Regions from separate parts of the Homo sapiens genome. Here region 2 is linked to region 1. A link is an interaction called in ENCODE POLR2A ChIA-PET data of the cell type or tissue named here. Cell type or tissue: PC-9. All regions are shown on one strand. Each heading gives the region's core, and the rest is flanking DNA. Links, peaks and the distances in the headings are about the cores only. Region 1 overlaps ENOX1 (ecto-NOX disulfide-thiol exchanger 1). Region 2 overlaps LINC00400 (long intergenic non-protein coding RNA 400).

Region 1 (5,383 bases), core at 329-5,328:
GTTATTAATTGAAGAAAATACTTTTTGTTTCATTGTCTTCTATTACGTTTCTCATTAGACTACAAGGGCCAGTACATTTCAATGGAATGTACATTCTTTTAGTTGTTTTTTAGTTTTTAGAAACTTATGTATTACAACATATTGCTAGGATGTGGTTTCTTATATTCTTTGCCCAGGCATTTACCTCCAAAATACAATCAAAGTGAACATCATCCCTTGTCACCATCATGACTGTCAGGCCACTTGTGTTGGTTGACTTTACAGAAGAGGAACCTGGAGTAAAATACCAAAGGGCTAGCCAAGCATTTTACTGGGCAAGGAGTACTACAGCTGGAAATTTGCTAAATTACCGAGGAATCTATGTCTTATTCTTCTGGTAACAATCCTCATCCTATTGTTTTGAGCCTCTGGGATAAATGGTAGCTGTTAATAACCACAATATAAAAGCATCTTGTGTTATAATCCTCTTGAGAAGATTTTAAGGTCAACAGGAAGGCAGAGGTTCTTCTTAGGAACAGTTTAATAAAACAAGTTGTTCAGGAAGGTGTGACCTGAACACTACCTATGGAAATCTTCTGTGTCACTTACCTCTGCCCAGAGTGTAGTTGATGTATTTCCCATCTGTCAGGAGCAGGGCATGGAGAATAGAGAAAGTAGTAGTAGTGTAGCTTCCTGAGACTTAACTGAAATTTGTTTTCTGAAAACTGTCTCATTTTGGCCGACTTTCCACTCAAGTCTCACTTGGGAAGCAGGTACTGTTTGCTTCCTTTTGCAAGGAGGACTTGGAGATTTAAGATGTAAAATGGAGTCAAGCTTCCTAATGGTTCTCATTATGCCATCAATTGAGAAAGTCCTGTGCAGTCCCCTGCGTTCTTTTAAGAGGACTTCACGAGGTTTCTTTTTCAGTGAAGTTAAATATTAAAGGGCCAAGCGATTCACTCCATGCTGGACACTTGTACCTTTTCTCCCAAGATCTAAAATGTTCTTTCATTATAGGTGCTTAAAGCAAATTTTAAATTCAATCTTAGGTGAACTTTTAAAGCAATAAGCTCCTAAGCAGAATGTGGCTCTCTCTTTTGTCATGCCATCTCCCCAGGCGCACTGCTTTTCCTTCCCTACCTTCCCCGCCTCAGAACTGGTTAAGAAGAGGCATGACATTTGGTGTCTCTCCACATGGATGCCAGTCATTGTGGGAAAATCTTAAATAACCTCAATCGTACACACCCAGTGTCTCGCTGTGAATCCTTGAAAATATCCACACAGAGAGTCTAGAGGGAAAGTGTCCTACTAAGATAAAGTATGTTTGTAGGAAACCAGTGGTTTCTCTTTCCTGATAATTCAGGCATGGCAGATTAAAATAGCACAGATGCCCTGACTGAGATGAAAGTGGAAAACAAAAGTGGTATGTTTTAGTCAGCAGTGGGAGTTTTAGAATTCTGAGTGTTCTTCCACCTCTCATATAATTTTGGTTTGTAGCAAATTACAAAGATTAAAAACTTTTGAAACAGTATGCATGACACACATATTAAATCATTTCCATTAATGTCCTCTAAGCATTGATTTTAACCCAAAACATTAATTTTAGTAGAAATTAATGTATTGTACAATGAAGGTCACTTAATAGAGTGGGTATACGCCATTGAGTGCTCAGGCTGAAAGGATTCTTTCATTTGTAGAACTCGCTGACAATACTGCACTTTTACTAATTGGACGGGAAAAGCTGTGTGGTGGCTTGCTTTCCTGATTACCGTCTTTATAACCTTTTAGGACCCATGTCTACCTGAAAAGTCCTTCGCGTGGCCTCTTGTTTTTTCCTATCAGATTGACAGATATATTATTACATTTTAAATAGCACTTAGTCTGTCATATGCAGCATTAGCCTTGAAGATTTGCAGTCCATGTTGTAATTTTGAGAGGGAAAATTGGCTAAATGACAGGAGAAATATGGCAGTTCATGAACAAAATTCTTTCTGAGTTTCATTTTCTGTTCTAGTCATCCATATCCCTGTCACTAACCTCATTAGGTCAAGGGCTTAAAGGCATTTTGTACAGAATTAGCACATTTTACCACCCAAACAGTGGTTTTCCTTCCTGTTTGGGGAAGCAATGGTTTTCAAATACCTCCAATTTTTAACTTGAAAAATTAATATTGCACAATGTATTTTGCCTTGGAAAGCCTTTAATGCTGGATACTGAAGTTTATCTCACTTTTCCCATAAGTCTGTGAACTCCTCAAACTTTTATCAGCAGCTGTAAAGATCAAGCAACTGAATTCACTTCTGTGACAGGACTAGGTTTTTTTCCAGTTTGGAGGTGAACAATATACTATGGGTTTGAATCTTTAAGGAATGTTAGCCATATTTATATTGAATGGGAACTATGGAATGAAATGTGTAGCCCTCCATGGATGTCTGTGTTGCCAGTGTTGTGTTGTGCTGTGTTGTGTTGCCAGCTTACATCTGTGAATTCATCTTAATGGCAGGGCATGAGAACACACACATTTCTTCATTCTTGCCGTGACAGCCACTGCATTTTATTCATGCTAATGTCACGCCCTCTCTTTAAAGAATTTAAAGAATGCACGTATGGTAGTGAGTCTTGGACGCATCTAAAGGTAAAATCAAACAAGCTCCAGAGAATTCATAAAACACTATTTCCATGGTACAGACAAATAACTCTCTTAATATTGAGGCATGGGATTGGAGAAATAAATGGGAATAAGGGCATGTGGGTTCTAATTTTTCAGTGCCTTCTTGGTTGCAGACACTCAGAATGGTGCCAATTTAAAGAAGTAAATCAGTCCTGTGAAGGGAGAAGTCACTGAGATAAGAAAAATGAATAGCATGAGGATGTGAGGCAGTGACATTCAGTCACTAGCAGACCGGCAGTCATTAGCATGCAAGCCTGCTATTAGTTCTCCATGCTTTATGTGATTTCCTTGACCAAGCAGGGAGCCTTTGGAACACTAGTAGCAGTTAATGTCACACAAGTTATTGTTTCTTTCTGGAATGCCTTATATTTTCAGTACCAATGAGATCCTTCACTGTCCCTATGAGCCTCTAAAAATTTAAAGAGAATCGAAGAATGCATAATTTATATATGTCCCAGAGGTAATGAAGTGACTCAATGATATGTATGAGGAGATGATTTTAAATTCCATGTCTTATGCAAGAGGTGATTTTTATGTGAAAATGGCAAGAACTGGCCTCAGGGATAACCAGATAATTATCCCTCTAACAGCAGGGATAGATGCCAGGAGGATTACAGCTGAAAGCTGTGGTGGCTCAGCTATGCCCTTGTGAATCACAATTGCCACAATGGAACACATAGCAACTGATGCACTGCACAGAACACACCTTCCTTCCATCTCTGGAGAGCACCCGCTGGAGACCTTGTGTGTCTGAAAAGGCAGAAGAGCAGAGATTTTCTGTGAAAGAATTCAGTGCAAGACTGACTGAGATTTCTGTTTAACAGAAGACAAAAATTGCTTTTTCCACTTTGGTCTGAGAAATGTTCACTGATGAATCAGCTGAAATCCATTAGTGTTGAAGACATGAGTGCCATGACTCCCCTGGATCATCATTGTTTTCATTGAGCTGTGAGCCTGGAAACCCTCTTCACCTAAGCCTTTTGGTCTATGGAACGTTGGAATTGGAAATGTCTTCTTAGTGCTTCCAACAGGCAAGAAGGCAAAATAATATTCCACTGTCCTCAGCTTAGTTAAGGGTCTCTGTTTTGTTATTTGAGCCAAACAATTCCTAGCATTTGCTTTTAGGCATTTTGTGGCCTATTCATTTTTTCTCTTGGAAAATTTAGGTGCAAAGGTACAAAATCTTATAATCTAATGAGGGAAGGGGTTTATGTGAGCATGGAAGGGCTGGTGAATTGGGGAGAATTTTTTTCCAGCCTGATTCAGTATTTTGCTTTTTGTTTATCTCTATGTATTATAATGTATATGTATGTGTATATATATATTTTTGTTTATATATAGCAACCTTCATTTTTGTCTCAGAAAATGCTCTTCATAAGTAAGTTGCCCTCTAATCTCTTAATTTTTCTTCAGCCTAGGAGACCTTTCTGCTCACTACCCCGGTGACTGCCTGCTCCTGCTTTGAATCCTCCCTTCCTTTTACCTAAGATTGTCTGACTCCTTGCGCATGCACCACCCCCACCGCCCCACCGCTTGTCTGATATATACACACACACAATAGCAAACAGACGTGTAGAGATTGCTGGGAAGGACTTAAAGATTATCCACTTCAGCCCCTTCACCTCACAGATGAGGAATTGGAGGTCTTATATTTCTCTATTTTTAAACAACCTCCTTGAAGTGTAATTTTAAGGTTTGATTTTTGTTTGTTTGTTTGTTTGTTTTTTGAGACAGAGTTTCATTCTTGTTGCCCAGGCTGGAGTGCACTGGCACAATCTCAGCTCACTTCAACCTCTGCCTCCAGGGTTCAAGCGATTCTCCTGCCTCAGCCTCCCAAGTAGCTGGGATTACAGGCATGCACTACCACGCCCGGCTAATTTTGTATTTTTTTTTTTCTTTTTTAGTAGAGGTGGGGTTTCTCCATGTTGGCAGGCTGGTCTCAAACTCCTGACCTCAGGTGATCCACCCACCTCGGCCTCCCAAAGTGCTGGGATTACAGGCGTAAGCCACCGCGCCCGGCCTACTTTTAAGGTTTTAAGGCAATAATAATTAAGCACCCGATTCCCACCTTGAGTTCACATCTAGTTGAGAAGCAAACATGAGAGTGAGACAGATGGAGTGTATACCATAAGCTTTATTACCAGCATGACCGAATTGGAGAATGTGACTTACATCTGTGACCACTTGGACTTAATACAACTCCCTTCTATGTAAACTGAGCCCCCAGTTACAGGCATTGGTAGACAGCCGTCATCCTCCTCTGCTGTGGCAGGCTGCTTAAAGCATAACAGAATAGGAGATTCTGTGCCTTTTATGAATTTAAGGGAGGAAGATAATGAGCTAGTCATGTTCAATTTCTTCTCCCAAACTCAAAAATCAGATAAATTATTCCTTCCCAAGAAGAAGTGAATGAGAAGCCAGAGACTGTATCTTCTGGTGGAGTTGATGTTCTTTCCCCTTTATAGAAACATGAGAAATGAGGGAATAGGCATTTATCAACAAAAGGGATTATGGAACCATTTGCCTAGGGACATCTTGCCTAAAATATACAATATGTAAAATGTTGTCGTGCAAACAGTAGAATCCTTCCTGCTTTGCCCATTAGCTGATTCCTTCTCACCACACCTTTCCATCCCTCTTCCCCTCCACTTCTCACCCAGATGGCCACTGAGGGCTTCTTGCTTAAGCCACAGTTTCTGTAATGAGTCTGGATGAAAGGCACTCATTCACTCT
Region 2 (5,383 bases), core at 328-5,327, 420 kb after region 1:
CAGGCAAGTACATTTCTTAAGGCTTACTCATTCCCCAAGCCATTAAGCTTCAGCCGTGCGTTCTCCCCACATTCAGTTCTAATAGAACTGCTGGTTCCCAGGTAGAGTGTCCAACCATTCCAGTGTGCTTGGTACTGTTGGGTTTTAGCACCGAAAGTTCTGCATCCTGGACTGCCACTCTAGTCCTGGGTGAAATATATTAGTTAGTCACCCAACTGCCGTTACCAGTGTTTTCTGATGGTCACACACAGTTACCTGCTTGCATCCCCACCCGGCCTCTCAGCAGCTAGGAATGTGGTCTCTCTCTCTCTCTTTCTCTTTCCTTTGCTAACACTTCCCTACTAACGACCAGAATGTTCGTGCGTCTCATGATTCTGCCTTTAGCTTTCTCTTTTTCTCTCTTCACCATTATAGTGGGTTAAATAGCACTCCCCAACCCCAAATTCAGATCCAACTGAGAACCTCAGAATGTGACCTCAGTTGGACCTAGGATCTTGCAGATATAAATAGTTAAGATGAGGTCCTATGGGATTAGAGTGGGCCCTAGATCTAATGTGACCAATGTGCTTGTAAGAAGAGGAGAGGGCACACAGAGATAGGAAGGCACAGAGGGAAGAAGGCCATGTGGCTATGGAGGTAGCGATAGGAGTGGTGCAGATGGAAGCCAAGGAATGGCAAGGATGGACAGCAACTACCAGAAGCTAGGAAGAGTCAAGGAAGGGTCCTTCTTTAGGGACTTCAGGGGGAGCACAGCCCTGCTGACACCTTGATTTCAAATTTCTGGCCTCCGAAACTGTGTGAGAATAAATTTCTGTTGTTTCATGCTACCCTGCTTTATGGTAATGTGTTATAGTAGCCCTGGGAAACCAATATAATGCTCTTCTTAAGCAATTTTATTCAACCCTCATGGCTTCTATTTCACCTACACTCCAGTGACGTCTACTTCTACTTCACATACACTTGTGATGGGATTCCAGGGGCATCTCCATGGCCTGATGCTTTGAGGAGGATAGAAATAGTCAGGAATACTAATGTCCCAGAATCTGAATCTGTCTAGAACTGACTGCTTATTGATGTGGGTTATTCTGCTCTGTAAGGGGACACACACACATACACATGTGTATGTGCTGGCCTGGAGCTCTTTTCTGAGAGGGAGACCTATGTTTCCAAGCACCTCCTGAAACAGCAGACACAGTAGAGCCAGGCGTTCTGCACCTACTGTGTGTGTAATACATCTAACTCTAAGTTAGTCTCTCCCACATACCTCCTCTTCCCTTAATAATCTTTTCTCTAGGTTAATGGATTCACCAAACACCTGCCTCCCCAGTCTCCAATCTTGATGCTACTCCTGATTATTTCTCCTGCTCTACATTCACCTGTCCACTAAAACCTCACAATTCTCTTGCAGGAACTTCTCTCTGTTGAGTTGGGTGAGGTAGATGGTGCATCCAGCTCAGGCGACCTCCATGGCTCAGTTTCAGACAAGTTTCTAAGCAGGTCTGATGGCCTGGGGCCTGGGCCGGGGGCAGGAGGTCCAGCCAGAAGCCAATCTGGTAAGAGATGTGTATGAATTTTTGAGAGAATAGCCTACATATTTCTGGCTCACCAGCTTATGATATCCAAACAAGGTCATACTTCCCTTTTATAATCCAAATTATTATGGCAGAAGACTTCATCCTGCTTGCCTGCAGGAAATGGGTCTTCCTCAAAGTGTCCTTATGCTATTTCCTAAAGTTCCTGGAGGGATGTCTCATCTGTATTCACAAATCAAACTGGCACCTGCTGGCATCAGAAAGTGCATTAGGCAGGGCCCTTTCGGCCATGTGTGTCAGAGCCCATCACAAACTCGCTTATGAAAGACGAGAGAATAATGGGCTCCCATTGTTGAGAAAGATGCTGCAGCTTTTCATGTAATTGAAGTAGCAGTGGAGGGCACAGCAGCCTCGAGGGCCATGCTAGTGCTCAGCACCTCTGCTGTGCTGCTTCTCTTTTCCCGTCTCTCATTTTTGTCTGTCTCTGCTCTCTTTTATGTACCAGCTTTGTTTTCTCTGTAACCCATGGCACACCACATGGCAGCCCTTGCTTAGCAAACCCAGTGGAAAGGAAGCACCTTTCTCTCCCAACATCTATGAATCAATCCCAGGGACAGACTCTGATGAACTCTGTGTGGGACTCACACCCACGCCTGGGCTGTTGCTGTGTCCAGGGAAAGGGGCACTGTGATTGGCTAGGCCTGGATCAGGAGCCTGTCTTTTCAGCTAGAAGACAAGGTCTGTAACTAGGGAGGAGAGAGCGGAAAGCCAGAATCAATTGCTACCACAGGCCACCACAGCATCATCATTTGTCTTCCTTTCCTGCTCTGGTTCCTGAAGGCCCATGCCTGCTCCCTCCAGAGCCACATGCTAAAGCCTGGGCATTGCTGTCATGAGACTCAGAGCACAAGCAGCACTGCTTAAGTCCCAGTGACAAAGCACATCACAAAGAAGACCCAAAGGGGATTCTTTTATGCAACAACTCCTAGCCTGACACCCAAGGGCCCCTCTTGAAACCAGCAGTCATATCTAGCAAAGGATGTGAGAGGAAGCAAGATGACAATATCCAGCAATGTGGAGCCATGTGAAGAGGAGGTGGAGGTCATCAGACTCAAGACTGTCAAGGACCAAGGACCAAGGGCCGAGGTCAGCCTCATGGTCAGCAGTTCAGTCAGGACCAAATGGGACCAAGAATGGGGAACTCAGAGATGGAACCAGCAGGTGGAGTATTATTAACCCAGGATTTCTTCTAAAAGGTTGAGGTGTGTATGTGTGTGTGTCCCTTTACAGAGCAAAATAACCCACATCAATAAGCAGTCAGTTCTAGACAGATTCAGATTCTGGGACATTAGTATTCCTATTTCTGTCCTCCTCAAAGCATCAGGCCATGGAGATGCCCCTGGAATCCCATTGCAAATGTTTACCTTGCATTTCCAGGCCCTGCTGCCACTTCTTATGGCAACAATAACAAAGCACAATGCCCCATTTGGATCAGGGCCAGCAGAGAGCCAGACAGGGGTGGAAGCGGTGGTATGTTAGCAGGACTGCCTGCTCCTAGAGCGGGAGCCCAGGTACCACCCATTGTCCTGGGTCGTTTGTCACAGGATGCGAGGCTGGTAGTTCTGCTGCAGCCCATTCTGGTCAATATGGGCCAAGACTGCTGGCTGTGCCATTGCCTGGGCCCTGACAAGTCAATAGAGCCAAAGTTGGCAGCCAAGCTGATTTAAAGGGTCCATTTAGACTTATCCTCACTTGCAGTGTGACACACAGATGATTGTGCATGCCTGGAGAGGCTTGGGGAATAGAAGTTTGTGGCTTGACAGAGTGTAATTAACACATCAACTACACAAAGCCCAAAGATGGACTCCGCAGCAACACCATGATTACTCCCAGGAAACACTCTGGAATCGTATCATTCCATCCAAATGCATTGGGACAAGCGTTTATGTGTCTGGATGAAAGTCAAGGCAGATTAAGAAGTGCTTATGCCAGAGGCAGCTTTTCTGACCAGCATGAGGAAGCAAGAGGTGAGAGGAAACCAGAAGGGGCTGGTTAAGTAAATAATGCCACAGCTATGAAACAGAATATGATACATAACTAGGACTTATATTATGGAAGAACATGTAATGACACACTATAATGTAAAAAGGGCAGAATATAAAACTGAAGAAGCAGTATCATCGCAGAACTCCCAAATATTTAGTAATTTTGTGTGCTTTTAGAATAATTTTTAAAAGTTTGTGCACCTGGGTTACTTGCATAATCAGAAAATCTCAAATAGTATTATTTTTAAAGAAACAACACCGAAGGTCAGAATGACCTTTCTCAAGCTAGTAAATATCTTTTAAATCATTGCTACCCTTCCCTCCCCGTTCCCTGGCACTGAATCTTACCCAGGAGTCTTGATTGAGAAGTGAGGCAAGTCCTTTTCCCTTTTCTGCCCTTACTAATAGTTCAGGCCATCAAGGGGCAGAAAGTCCCAGGGTCTAATCTCATATGAGAGGCACACACAGATGGTAAAGAGAGCCATTTCCATGGAGCCTTGAAAAATAAACTGTTTAACTTAATGGTGTTCTATAAAAACCAATTACTAAATAAAACAAATTATAACAAAGCAACACCACAATGGCCATCTGTCGTGAATGTTGTAAAGGAGATTTCTGCATGGAGAAGGAGGTTGAGCCAAAATATCTCTAAGGACTTCTCCAAACCTGAGATTCTATGAAATAAATAATGAGCTGGAATAAAGGGAGAACAGAAGGAAAAAAACAAGTCATCCCTCTCTATCTATAGGTTCCGCAATCTGGATTCAATCAAGCACGGATCAAAAATATTTGAAAAAACAATTAAAAATATCAATAAGAAAAAATCATAAAACTTTTAAACAATGCAACAACAATTTGCATCGCACTTACACTGTGTTAGGTGTTAGTGATCTATAGGTGACTTAAATTAAGCAGGAGCATGTGTGTAGGTTATATGCAAATACTGTGCCATTTTATATCAGGGACTTGAGCATCCATGGATTTTGGTATCTAAGGGGGTCCTGGAAGCAACACCCCATGGATCTTGAGGGATGACTGCATGAGGAAAAACTCTGCTTTATATGTTCTGTGACTTCTGGCACCACTGCCTGAGCAGCCTCAGATTGGTAAAGTAACCCTTCTTTCATGTTCCAAAAATCTTATCCCGTATGTAGCCTGTTTCTCCCTAAAGAACACTTGGCCATCGCCATGCTTCTGTCTGCTTCTCTGTCTCTCTGTCCTTCTGACAGTGCATTCCCTTCGTTCCCTCTGCCAGCAGCATGCAGCCTGAATTGTGGCAAGAAGCTCCCTCATAACCAGCAGATGCCCAAAGGAGAGTGTCCTCTCTGAAAGGACTGAACTCAACTCCTTCTCATTCTTCTACCCTAATGGCTCTGGCACAGAATCAAACACCAGAAAACACATGGGGCAATTTCTCAGGGCATAATGCAGTGGGAAAGCAAGCAGGCGGGGCTCATGATGGCTACACACTATGCTGCCCATGTATTTTAGGACAGTGTGTTTATGTTTGCTATGCTGGGTTTCAGGAATTATTTATCAGATCTAAAACAGAATTTTATTTTTCCTGGTATGTTTGTGGCAAAGGAAGGAGGAAGAGGGAGCTAATATTGGCTAGTAATTGGGAGGCACATTTTAGATGCTTAACTCATTTCACTCTTCTCAAGAACTCTATAGAGTGGGGACTGTGAATCTTGGAGTACTCAAATATCTTTCCCAGGATCATGCAGCCATTAAATGGCAAAGCAAAGGTTGGAACTGGGTTTGTCAGTGTCTTAAGGTTTTATTTAGCCGATTCATAAGCCGATT

Evidence for each region. Peaks named below come from ENCODE experiments on the same cell type or tissue, not always from the same donor. Only the 100,000 strongest peaks of a DNase experiment are listed, where the experiment ranks them.
Region 2: POLR2A ChIA-PET joins it to region 1 with 6 read pairs; 1 of 35 experiments calls an interaction of 5 or more read pairs at or near these places.

Annotation. Positions count from the first base shown.
Region 1 is chr13:43,570,685-43,576,067 of GRCh38, reverse strand. The region is part of intron 2 of ENOX1 (ecto-NOX disulfide-thiol exchanger 1); the gene reads left to right. Among named protein-coding and RNA genes, the nearest start is that of ENOX1-AS2, 120 kb to the right of the region's middle. In PC-9, for the core only: no CTCF peak of the experiment used is centred there; no DNase peak of the experiment used is centred there; H3K27ac peaks cover 475 bases.
Region 2 is chr13:43,148,521-43,153,903 of GRCh38, reverse strand. The region is part of intron 1 of LINC00400 (long intergenic non-protein coding RNA 400); the gene reads right to left. Among named protein-coding and RNA genes, the nearest start is that of LINC00400, 38 kb to the right of the region's middle. RefSeq lists an enhancer at 1-192. In PC-9, for the core only: no CTCF peak of the experiment used is centred there; no DNase peak of the experiment used is centred there; H3K4me3 peaks cover 289 bases; H3K27ac peaks cover 688 bases.